Linked DNA regions of Homo sapiens: region 1 is linked to region 2. The links are chromatin loops, found by intact Hi-C in ENCODE. Cell type or tissue: heart left ventricle. All regions are shown on one strand. Each heading gives the region's core, and the rest is flanking DNA. Links, peaks and the distances in the headings are about the cores only. Region 1 holds the start of FBLN2 (fibulin 2). Region 2 overlaps HDAC11 (histone deacetylase 11).

Evidence for each region. A loop is a pair of places that touch in the nucleus more often than their neighbours do. Peaks named below come from ENCODE experiments on the same cell type or tissue, not always from the same donor. Only the 100,000 strongest peaks of a DNase experiment are listed, where the experiment ranks them.
Region 1: a loop joins it to region 2, with 2.7 times the contacts of the local background. A loop is called at or near these places in 10 of 110 quality-filtered maps.

The regions. Positions count from the first base shown.
Region 1 is chr3:13,543,924-13,549,291 of GRCh38, reverse strand. FBLN2 (fibulin 2) reads right to left here and starts at 167. Exons shown (of 18, transcript NM_001004019.2): 1 at 84-167. In heart left ventricle, for the core only: no CTCF peak of the experiment used is centred there; DNase peaks (open chromatin) are centred at 201, 1,081 and 2,341; H3K4me3 peaks cover 694 bases; H3K27ac peaks cover 1,849 bases; H3K27me3 peaks cover 1,043 bases.
Region 2 is chr3:13,493,885-13,499,252 of GRCh38, reverse strand. HDAC11 (histone deacetylase 11) reads right to left here. Exons shown (of 10, transcript NM_024827.4): 4 at 2,401-2,517; 5 at 698-740. Among named protein-coding and RNA genes, the nearest start is that of HDAC11, 16 kb to the right of the region's middle. In heart left ventricle, for the core only: CTCF peaks have their summits at 2,805 (motif pointing left) and 4,657; DNase peaks (open chromatin) are centred at 2,842 and 4,562.

The sequences.
Region 1 (5,368 bases), core at 121-5,120, 50 kb before region 2:
GCGTCCGAGCGCCCCCGAGTCCTGAGCTGCGAGGCGCGGACCGACGGGGATGAGTCCGGGCGGGAGGGGCCGCGTGCACTCACCGCGGGGCACTGCGCTCGGCGTCCGTCCGTCCGTCCGCCCGGCCGTCGGCGCGTCGAGAGCCCGGGCGGCCCCTGGCTGTGTGCGCGCGGGGCGGGGCGGAGGCGCGAGAGGCGGGACCAGCCGGCCCCCGGCCCCCTCCCCTGACTCCGCCTCCGCCTCCGGGGCGGGGTCTCGGCCGCCCGCCGGAGAGGGGGCCGGGCCGGCGCCGCTCGCTCAGAGCCCAGACTCGCTGACCCGGCTCCTAGAGGCCGCCCGGCGCGCTCGCTGCGGAGCCCGCACCCTCCCTGCGCCCGGCCTAACCTCTGAGTGCCAGACCTGGCACTGCTGCCCACAGGGCAGGGCCAGGGGTTGGGGTCCGGCCACCTCAGCCAGCCTGAGCCTCAGTGATCACCCCTGGAAGATGGGCCCAGCAGCCTTGGGCACATTGTGAGGGCCTGAGGGGCCCGGCTACAAAACTGCCCAGAGGCCAGGCCCTGCCTCCCACCCGCCTTGCTTCCTACCCTGGGGGCCTGCCTGCAGCCCCACTGCTGCTGCATGTGCCTGGGCAGACGGTACTGAGCCCCCAGCTTTGGAACAGGTTCAGTTTGTCCTTTTCCTCAGCCCAGCTCTGATGCCTGTGACCACTGTGTGACCCCCGGGGTGTCTCTTCCCCCAGCCCACACCGATCCCTTTCTGGGTCTCTTTCGGGGTCTCCATCTCTGATCTAATGTCATCTCTCTGTCTCCCTTGGTTTGTCCCTCTTGGTCTCTGCATCTCCCTCTGACTTTATCTCTTGGTCTCTGTGTCTCTCTGAGTCTCTCCCATCCCTGTCCAGAGACGTATGGCCTGGTGGTCACCACCTCACATCTGAGCAGCAGCCATGGGCCCAAAGTGTGCCTGCCCCCACCCCCAGGGGTCTCCCTGCAGCCCAGGACAGGGGTGAGGCAGCCAAGAGCAAAGGCACAGGGCAGGGCAGCTGCCTGCCCAGGGCCGCACAGCAGAGAGGAGGTGGAGCCAGGAAGGGCCCATTGGCTTAGATGGGGCCACCCACAGAGAAGCCAGGAGCGGATGGAGGGGCCAAAGCCTGAGCTGGCAGCCTGTGCCTGGCCTGCCCCAACTTGTGTCTAACCCCAGGCAGGTGCCTTCCCTCTGGGCCCGTTTCCCCATTGGAGCTCTGTGCTTGCTGTTCCCTCAGGGCCTTTGCCATTGCTGTTCCCTCTGCCTGGGATGCTCTTCCCCAGATCCACCGTGGCTGACTCATCCCTGCATTAAGATGCAGCTGAAATCCCACCACCCCCAGAGAAGCCCTCCCTGAGACCCCAGCAGAGGTAGCAACTACCACTCTCCACCCTGGGACTCGGCCGCACTGTTATTACAGTACTTGTCACTGGCTGATTTCTCTTATTCATTTATAAATGACTATAGGTAGGATCACCTGGTCATTAAGAAAGTCACCACACACCAGCTGTGTGACCTTGGGCAAGTTACTTCACCTCTCTGGGCTTTATTTCCTCAACTGTAAAATGAACATAACGACATCAAAGCCTATCTTATAATGTTATTGGAAAGATCAAATGAACCGAAATGAGCCAAACCGAAAGTACAGATGCTCCTCGATTATAATGGGATCATGTCCCCATAAACCCATCGTAAATCGAAAATATAGTAAGTTGAAAATGCATTTCATCCACCTAACCTACAGAACATCATAGCTCAGCCAAGCCTACCTTAAATGTGCTCAGAACACTTCCATTACTAGCCTACGGGTGGGCAAAATCATCTAATACAAAGCCTATTTTATAATGAAGCATTGAATATCTCATGTAACTCATTGAATACTGCACAGAAAGTGAAAAACAGAATGATTGCCTGGGGATTCCAAGTAGGGTTTCTCCTGGGTGTGTACCACTTTCTCAACATCCTAAATTCAAAAAATCCTAAATCGAACCATCGTAAGTCAGGGATTATCTGTACTTTGGATGGGACTTGACCCAAGGGAGTGCTCAGTAAATATCTGATGAGTAAATGACAGATTGAATCCTTCCTCCTGTGGGGGAAGGAGGGGCAGTGGCCTGGGGTGATAGAGACCCTGGGCAGCTGCTAATGAGGCTCCCTTCCCCAGGCCTGGGAGGAGAGGCACTGAGCCAGATGCAGCTCACTCTGCAGCCCAGGGAGCCCAAGGCCTGGCCCGCCTTCCACAAGATAAAGTGGAGACACTTCTCCCGTCCTGTTATCTGAGCCGGAGATGCGGCCAAAGCGGCTGTCCCTTCAGAGCCCTTCCAAGACTGTTATCGCAGACAGAGCACGCATCACCCACCAGGAATTTGGGGCCCAGGGCCTGGCTGAGAAATGGTTGGAGGAAGTCAGGCTGATAAGGCCTAGACAGAATGATCACAGTGGGCAGCGAAGTTATTTACATCAGTGACAATCTCACCAGCTCCCTGGGCACTGAGGCGCCAGGGCCAGCAGGCATGAGGCTCACTTGTCCCACCTGTGCAGCCTGGATTGGGAAGAGAAGCCTTGCTGAGCTTCCTGGGTCTGCATCCTCACTGGGTAGCCTTGGGGAGGCTGCCTACGTTGGAGCATGGGTTCTGGGACCCAATGGCTTTGATTTAAATCCACATCCTCCCTGTATGACCTTCAGCAGGTGGCTTCAACCCTCTGGCCTCAGTGTCCTAGCCTATAAAGAAGTTCCTGCCTTATAGGATTGTTTTGAAGTTAAGATGCTTACAGCAGTGTCTGGTATATCATAAGCCCTCCATTAAATGTTTGTTGTTGTTAATCACAAACAACATTAACTTGAGCTGTTTGGATGAGAAAAGAAATTTGTGATCACAGTGTGCCTGGAAACCAAGCTTCGGGGAGAAAGGCCCAGTGACAGGGCCCAAAATCTCGCTGCCCACCTGGGTGCAGACAGCGTGAGGGCTGCCCACTCCTTGAATGGTGGGCCCCGGACTCCCCGCCAGGACTTCTCCCCAGCTCCCTCCAAGGGTCACAGTGCCTCTCCTTCCCCAGCAGTGGGTTCGGCCCTGAGCCTGCTTAGTCATCTCTCCCACCTCCCATTTGACAGCAGCTGCAGCCACAGTGGGGGCAGTGTGGGTCTCCCATCTGTCCCCAGTTGCAAGAGATACTAGGAAAGTCAGTGTCCAGGCCCCCCAAGACCCTCGAGGGGAAGAATTCCACACGATAGGAAAGATATCTAGACATAGGCCCACCTCCCCCAGGGGACAGCCCCACCTGCCATCCTGCTGCCCAACGAAGACCCAGGACACCACACCCGCTCCCAGGCTTTAGAACAAGGCTTCTCAGACCTGGCAGTGCATCTGAATCACCTGGGGAATTTCTCTTTTTTGTTTTTTTTTTTTTGTTGTTGTTGTTGTTTTGGAAATACCACTGTCTAGACTCTACTCCAGAACAATTAAATCCCAGTCTCCAGAGGGTGGAGTTGGGCATCAGTACTTTTTTTTTTTTTGTAATCCCCAGTAGGTTGTAAGATGTGCTGCCAGATTTGAAAAACACCACTTGGGGTACCTCCCTCTAGCCTTCCTCTTCCAGCTTTGTCCCTCCCCAGAGTGAAGAGTCTAAGAGAACAATGAGATGTGCCCGCCAGGAGTCCCTGATGACCCCCTACTCCTTTCCAGATCATATGCCAGTGCCCGGAAGTCCCTGCTTAAATGGCCCTGACCCCCAAAGCCTGCACAAGTCTCTTTCCGTCTTCCCTCCTCCCAAGAGTGGACTGCACACCAGTCTATACACCCCAGGCCCAGGCCCGAGGGCAGCTGCTGGCAGGTAGCATGAGCAGAGCATGGACATGTGGGCACACAGTCACTCCTGGGAGCCGGACACAGTCACTCCTGGGAGCCGAGTTCAGGCTCTCTCTGGTCTGGATCCCCACTGCATCTCCAGCCTTTCACCCACCTACACCCCGTCCTTACATCCCAGAGCCCTACTCCTCACCCAATGAAAAGCTGATTTCTTCTCTTACACCAGGAACTTCCCCACCTCTCTGCCTGTCCATCCCACTGTGAATGCTGTTCCACCTACCCACATCCTTCCTACCCTGTGGCAGAAACCCTCATCGGCCCCCACCATTCATGTAAGAAACATAACTATAGAAATTTTAGATGGCTTTCTGGCTGAAGATTTCACTCCCACCCTCCCTGGCAGCCAGGTGGGACCACAAACATGTCGTGCTGTTGAATTGGGGCAGAGTAATGTGGACAATTTCTGGCTCATGGCCTTAAAGGAAAAGATGATACAGCCACTTTGTATTACCAGGTGAGAGTCACATTTGCATGGAGGGAGTCCCTGGGCAGCAGAGGAGCACCACACCTGGCCTGTACCTTCACATGAGTCTTTTATAGCCTTGCTATAGCTAACAGCCTAACCTACACCCAACTAACAACCACCCCTCCCACTTCAATATCGAGCTCAAATGCTCTACTAAGAAGTCATAGACGAGCTGTGTTCTCTAGTCTCCCACCAAAGCTCATGACTCAGAGCCTTCCAAGAAGACCTGTGCAGTCTACATCTTTGGTTTCTGCCCATCCCCATCCCCTGCTCCAGCTGCCAGCCCCTGAGGCTCCTCTGCAGAGCCTTCTTGGCTCCGTTCTGGGTTGATGTGGTTCATTCGGTTGATGTGGTGTGGCCCACTGGGGAATCCCCTCCCCAGCCACGGTGGTTGGCTCAGGGAAGGGTATGTGGCCCTAGTGAGGGGCATCTGTATGTAAGGCAGATTGTGCCTGCCCTGGAGCCAGGGGAGGGAGCGCTCTTTCTGCCCTATTGCCCAGCTGGGGGTGTGAGCCAGTAGCTTGGAGACCACCTCTTAGGGGAACTTGCTGAGAATGAAACCAGCTCAGAGGTAAGGGCTGAGAGGAGGAGGGGAAGGAGAGAGAGGCTTTCTGATGGTATGATGTTTAAGCACCTGGTTATAGCTCAGCCTGAAGCCATCTTGCCCTTGGATCTTTCAGTTACAGGGGTCAATAAATGCTCTTTGGGGCTTCAGCCAATTTGAGTTGGGGTTTTGTTTTTGAGTTGGTTTAGTTGGGGTTTCTTGCACCTGAGATTTGGTGTGCTCACTTCTATCACCCAAGAGCCTTGGCTAATGGAATTCATCTCACTGAGACAACATTACCCACCAAGTCCAGCACCTGCACTTCCCAGGCCCCTTTGAACACTGGTGTTTGCCATTGAGGTTCCATTTTTTATGATGTCTAGGCTCTCTCCAAAGGTGGTTTGCCTTAAATAAAGGGGGCAGCGACTGTGATGAAAAATAAACTCGTGTCTGTTAACCATATACTGTGTA
Region 2 (5,368 bases), core at 266-5,265:
GGTTGCGGTGAGCCGAGATCGCGCCATTGCACTCCAGCCTGGGCAACAAGAGTGAAACTACGTCTCGAAAAAGAAAAAAAGAGCCTGGTGAAAAAGAGCTTTGTAAATTGTCAAGTGCTGTGCCTCCAGGAGGGACAATGACAGGGACAAGGGAGACTCCCGTGCAGCCCTCCCATGAGCCAATCTTGTGGGAGATTCAAGGGGGCTGGGGAGCACGGGCCCTCTGGACCCTTGAGAAGGTGGTGGTATTGACCCAGGATGTGCCCACCCAACCCAACATGACCAAGCCTCTGTGGGCTGTCCTGGGCCCCAGGACACAGGTGGAGTCCTTCAGGGAAGACACAAGGCAGGCTTCAGACCATGCTGAGCTGCCCAAGGATGGCACACGCTCTCTGGAAGGGAGGAAGCTCCCTGCCACCGGAAGTACGCAAAGAGGGGGCTGGGGAACCACCCGGGGACCTCCTTAGACAAGGATCCCACGTCAGATGGAGGCACTGGTCAGTCTCTCCCAGGTACCTAGGAGGCTACACATCAACCTCCAGGCCACTCCACAAGGAGGCTAGGGTGACTTGGGAAAACCAGAGCTTCTGAATTCACAGCTGCCACCTCCAGGATCCTCCCGCCCTCCCCCAGCCCCCTTTCAGGCCAGTTCCACCAAGCCGGGCTGGACATTCCCGAGGACATTCCCAGCACTCACCCACGTTGATGGCCCAGCCTCGCTCCACAGCCAGCTTCCCCGCCTTTGGAGACAAGCAGAGGGTGAGGGGGCGCAGGCAGCCGATCCACCAGTCATTCATTCACTGATTCATGCACTCATTCCATAAACACTGCTTCTAGCCAGCTCTGGGGGAAGGATGAGCTGAGCTACAAGGCAGGGGTATAGAAGGAACTCCCTACCCCAAGCAACAGTCCAGGAAGTAAGTGCCAGCTTGGCTGGCATATGAGATGTACAGTGCATAAGCACCTTTGAAATTGTGCAAGGAAACTGGAAAAAATAAAAGTACTTATCATCCATCACATATGAGCTGACAATAATTTTGATATGGCTTTCAAAGGGAAAATAGGCAAAGTTTTGCTCACAGAAATACAGTAGACTGGGCCAGGCGCAGTGGCTCACGCCTGTAATCCCAGCACTTTGGGAGGCCGAGGCAGGCGGATCACTTGAGGTCAGGAGTTCAAGACCAGCCTCGCCAACATGGTGAAACCCCGTCTCTACTAAAAATACAAAAATTAGCCAGGCAGAGTGGCGTGTGCCTGTAATCCCAGCTACTCGGGAGGCTGAGGCAGGAGAATCACTTGAACCCAGGAGGCAGAGGTTGCAGTGAGCCAAGGTCACACCCCTGCACTCCAGCCTGGAGGACAGAGTGAGACTCTGTCTCAAAAAAAAAAAAAAAAAAAGCAAAAAAAGAAATATAGTAGACTAAATACTGAAATCTTCCAGGAAATCATAGTTTTGGGGATGGGCAGTAATATTCTACTAAGCTAAAGGAAAAAGTACAAATTTACAAACATAACAGAACTGTAGGGGATCAGTAGGTAGTGATCCAGGGCTGGGTTAGATCCTCATACATTTGCATGTGAAACATTCCTCTATCTCCAAATAACTAGGCAGTGTGTGGCACATTTTTTTAAAAAAACCACACACACAATGTGAAACCTAATTTTGCTGTGGGGATTCTTTGTTGCCACACCCGCAGTGGGGGAGACGTGGAGGCTTATTCATCACTGAAGTCATGGAGGATCAGTTCTCCATCTTAATTTTGGGTGCATTAGGGCTGGGCATGGTGGCTCAAAGCCTGTAATCCCAGTACTTTGGGAGGCCAAGGTGAGTGGATCATTTGAGGTCAGGAGTTCAAGACCAGCCTGGCCAACATGGTAAAACCCCGTCTCTACTAAAAATACAAAAATTAGCCAGGCATGGTGGCGAACACCTGTAGTCCCAGCTACTCAGGAGCCTGAGGCAAGAGAATCGCTTGAACCTAGGAGGCAGAGGTTGCAGTGAGCCAAGATCACACCACTGCACTCCAGCCTGGGCGACAGAACGAGACTCTACTCAAAAAAAAAAAAGAAAGAAAGAAAGAAAAAACTGGTGAGGGGGTGTGCCTTAAAGCCATAGTGCTAGGATATCCGCTTTGGTGGGTGGAGAGGTATATTATATACTAGCAATTACGGTAACAAATAGGAGGTCATAGGAGAAGGAACGATGAGAAGAGAATTCTGATGTCCCAAGATGGGGAAAAAAGGCTTTTGGAGAAAGGGTCATTGTTGCCGAGCCTTGAGGAATATTTAGGATTCTGTTCAACTACTAAGTGGGAGGAGGGCATTCCAGGGCAAAGGAGGTGAGAAGGACCCTGGGGTGTGGGGGCCCCCAGCCCAGCCATGCCCCCCCACCCCACCTACCATTATGGTTCCTCCTGTCTGGGTCCGAAGGGGCCTCAGCACCTTCCTCTGCACAAGGAAGTTGGGGAGGAAGATAACGGGGGGGATTTCTGTGATGGTAGCAACAGCAAAGGACCACTGCGGAAAAAGACAGGGGCTGTTGGCCTCCGCTTCCCCACCCTGAGGCAACCCGTGAGAAATTGGTTCCCCGGGAAATGCCTTGAGGACAGTTTCCAGGTGCCCTTGGATGAACTCCCTGGTCAAGCACACTTCCTTTGGTAGAAATGAGAGCCAGAGCCACAACCCTACCAGGCTCCTGGCAAGCTCTGGGCTCAGTAAAGAGCAGTTTACACAATGCATTTCTTAAAGCTAGTTGGCCAGGGTTCCTCAGCGTTCTGAGGCCCTTGGCTGCCCTCTTGTGCCCAGAACAGGAGGTGCAGAGGGCTCCAAGTCAGCAGTGCAGGTCTAGGACTGCTTTGGGATAACAAATTAGTCTAGACCACCCACTGTACAGAAGGGGACACTGAGGCCTAGGCAGCGAGGATCTTCCCAAGGCCACACAATGAGTCACTGACAGAGCTGGGACGGGAGCCCTGGCCTCTGGCTCCCTCGCACTGCATTGCCTCTTTGTCCATTGGGAATCGGACCTTCCTGGCAAAAGGGATGCACTGCCCTCATCTCCAGCTGCTGAGGCTGGGGGGGTCTACGGTACCTGAAAGGTATCTGCACTAAGATCAGGACAGAGTGTGCCCTGTGACCTCCAAGTGCACCAGGTAAATATCCATGGCACTGGCTGCCCAGCTGAACCCAAACCCCAAGCCATCTCCTGGCTGAAAACGCATCCCTGCTCCCCACCCACGCGAGGCAGAGCCACTCACTTTGTAAATATTTACTAAGTGCCTGCTAGGTGCCCCAGGTGGGCACTGGAGGGCCCATTCTCATGCCAGGACACTTGCAGACACTTATTTGCAGTGTGATGAGTGTGGTGATGAAGAGGAGAACTGGGTGGGGGTTATTAGAGAGGCTTTCTGGGGGTGATGGCATTTGCAGGAGGTGAAGAGTGAATAGGAGTTATCCAGATGCAGAGGTCAAGGGAAAAAGGTATCTGTGGGCAGAGAAGTGAGTCCATGATCTAGAGAAGGTGGGTGCAGCTGGAACAGGGCAGGCTGAGCTTATCACACAGGGCCTGGTCTCCTAGCACAGGCTCACACATTGTCGTCAGGGCAGTAGGGAACCATAGATGGTGCTGTCCCAAGCTGCACTAGCTGCAGCAAGGAGAACCAATTAGGGGAACAGGAATAGAGAAGTAGCAGCCCTAGAGAGGAAGCATGAGATAAGAAGGGTCTGGGGTGGTAAGAGGAGCAGGTATTAGCAGGCAGCATGCAGGGACAAGGGGTAGAGGGCCCAGGTGTCGGGTCTGGGGCCTGTGAGGGTAATGGCACTTGGAGGTGAACCTGAAGCAGGGTACAGAGGCGGCACTAGGTTCTGCTCTCTATGGGCCAAGTCAGCCCCTGGGGCAGCCAGGTGAGACAGCTGAGGTTTAAGTGAGACTGGAGCTCAGAACAGGGGTGGGAGAGTGGGAGGTGAAGGGCTGGGTTGGGACTGCAGGCTTCCCATGCTGAAGGGCAAGGCCCAGAGAGAGAACCCCTGGGGACGATCAAGGGCTTCCCTGGGACAGGGTGAGATGTGGAAAGACCTAAGGTGCAGTGCTCAGGAGGCCAGGTGGAGAGAGGGTGGCTGGAAGGAGCAGGTGGAGGGAGGCACCAAGCTGCAGACATTCCATGAGAGGAAAGTGGGAAGTGTGGCCATTGCGTTCACCAACCAGGAGGAGGAGTTTTAGGATGGGAGAAACACGAGCATGTTCAATGACAGACAGCAGGCAGCAGGCAGGGAGAGGGTGGCCAGGGATGGGTGTGATGGCAGAGGGGTGACGAACCTCAGAGGGCCAAGAGGTGCTGTAGCCAGGCCACTCAGGGCCGGACAAAAGGCAGGACACACCCTAAGTCAGGCCCCAGCAGGGGCCTCATGGCTTAGGCCCTGGCCACCAGGGGAGGCTTCTGTCATAGTCCTGGGGGTGCCAGGCACCCAGCCTGCCCACACTGCTGGGGAATGCCCATGGCCACCAGCCCAGGCCGGCAAGGGCGGCTGAAGGCGGGGGAAGCTGGCATCACTCCCTCACTCTGGTAGAGAAGGCAGTGAGCAGGGTCCCACTCATGGTCGGGAAGGAGAGGTGCCCACGGGGCACCACTTCCACAAGCCCAGGCCCTCTGGCGGTAACATGGAGGCATCACAGGGCCTGGGAAGGGGTGGGAGTGTAAGAGCTGGGACCAGCACAGCCAGACAGCTGCAGGACACACCCATGAGTGTATGTATGTGTGTGTATGTGTCTTGTGTATACATGTGTGCACAGGTATGTCCGTGTGCGTGTGTGCGTGTGTGTATGTTGCGGGACAGACCCAGAGAAAGGAAGGTCCCTGCCTGAGGTCATCAGCTCCTCTTGTTCACCACACTCATCCCACTGCCCGGCAGAGGCCCCGCGTGTGGCTGGCATGGAACCATGGTTTTCCATGAACGAATGAGCAAACAAACGAGCCGCTGAAGGAGCACATGGAGTCACAGCCTCCCTCCCTCCCTGGGAAGCCAGCAGGGGACACAGACTGGAAGACAATGCAGCCGAGAGCCCAGCATGGACACAAACCACGAGAAAGGCATTCTCTCGTGTGCTCCACAGCCACGGGTCTCGCACAGCACTCCTCAAGGAGGCTTCCACCGGCAAGTCGTTTGGGAAGCATGGCTTATGCCGCCTGCCTCCTGGAGATTTGCAGCACATCCTAGCATGCTAAAGGCTCTGAGAAGTTCTGCAGCAAATATTCCATTCTAACTTTGCTCCCCCCAGATGTCAGAAGATCTGCCTGCCCTCTTTGCCTTTTAAGTCACACACACTAACCTTCTGCAAAACTGCAGTGGCATGGGACACACTTGGGAACCT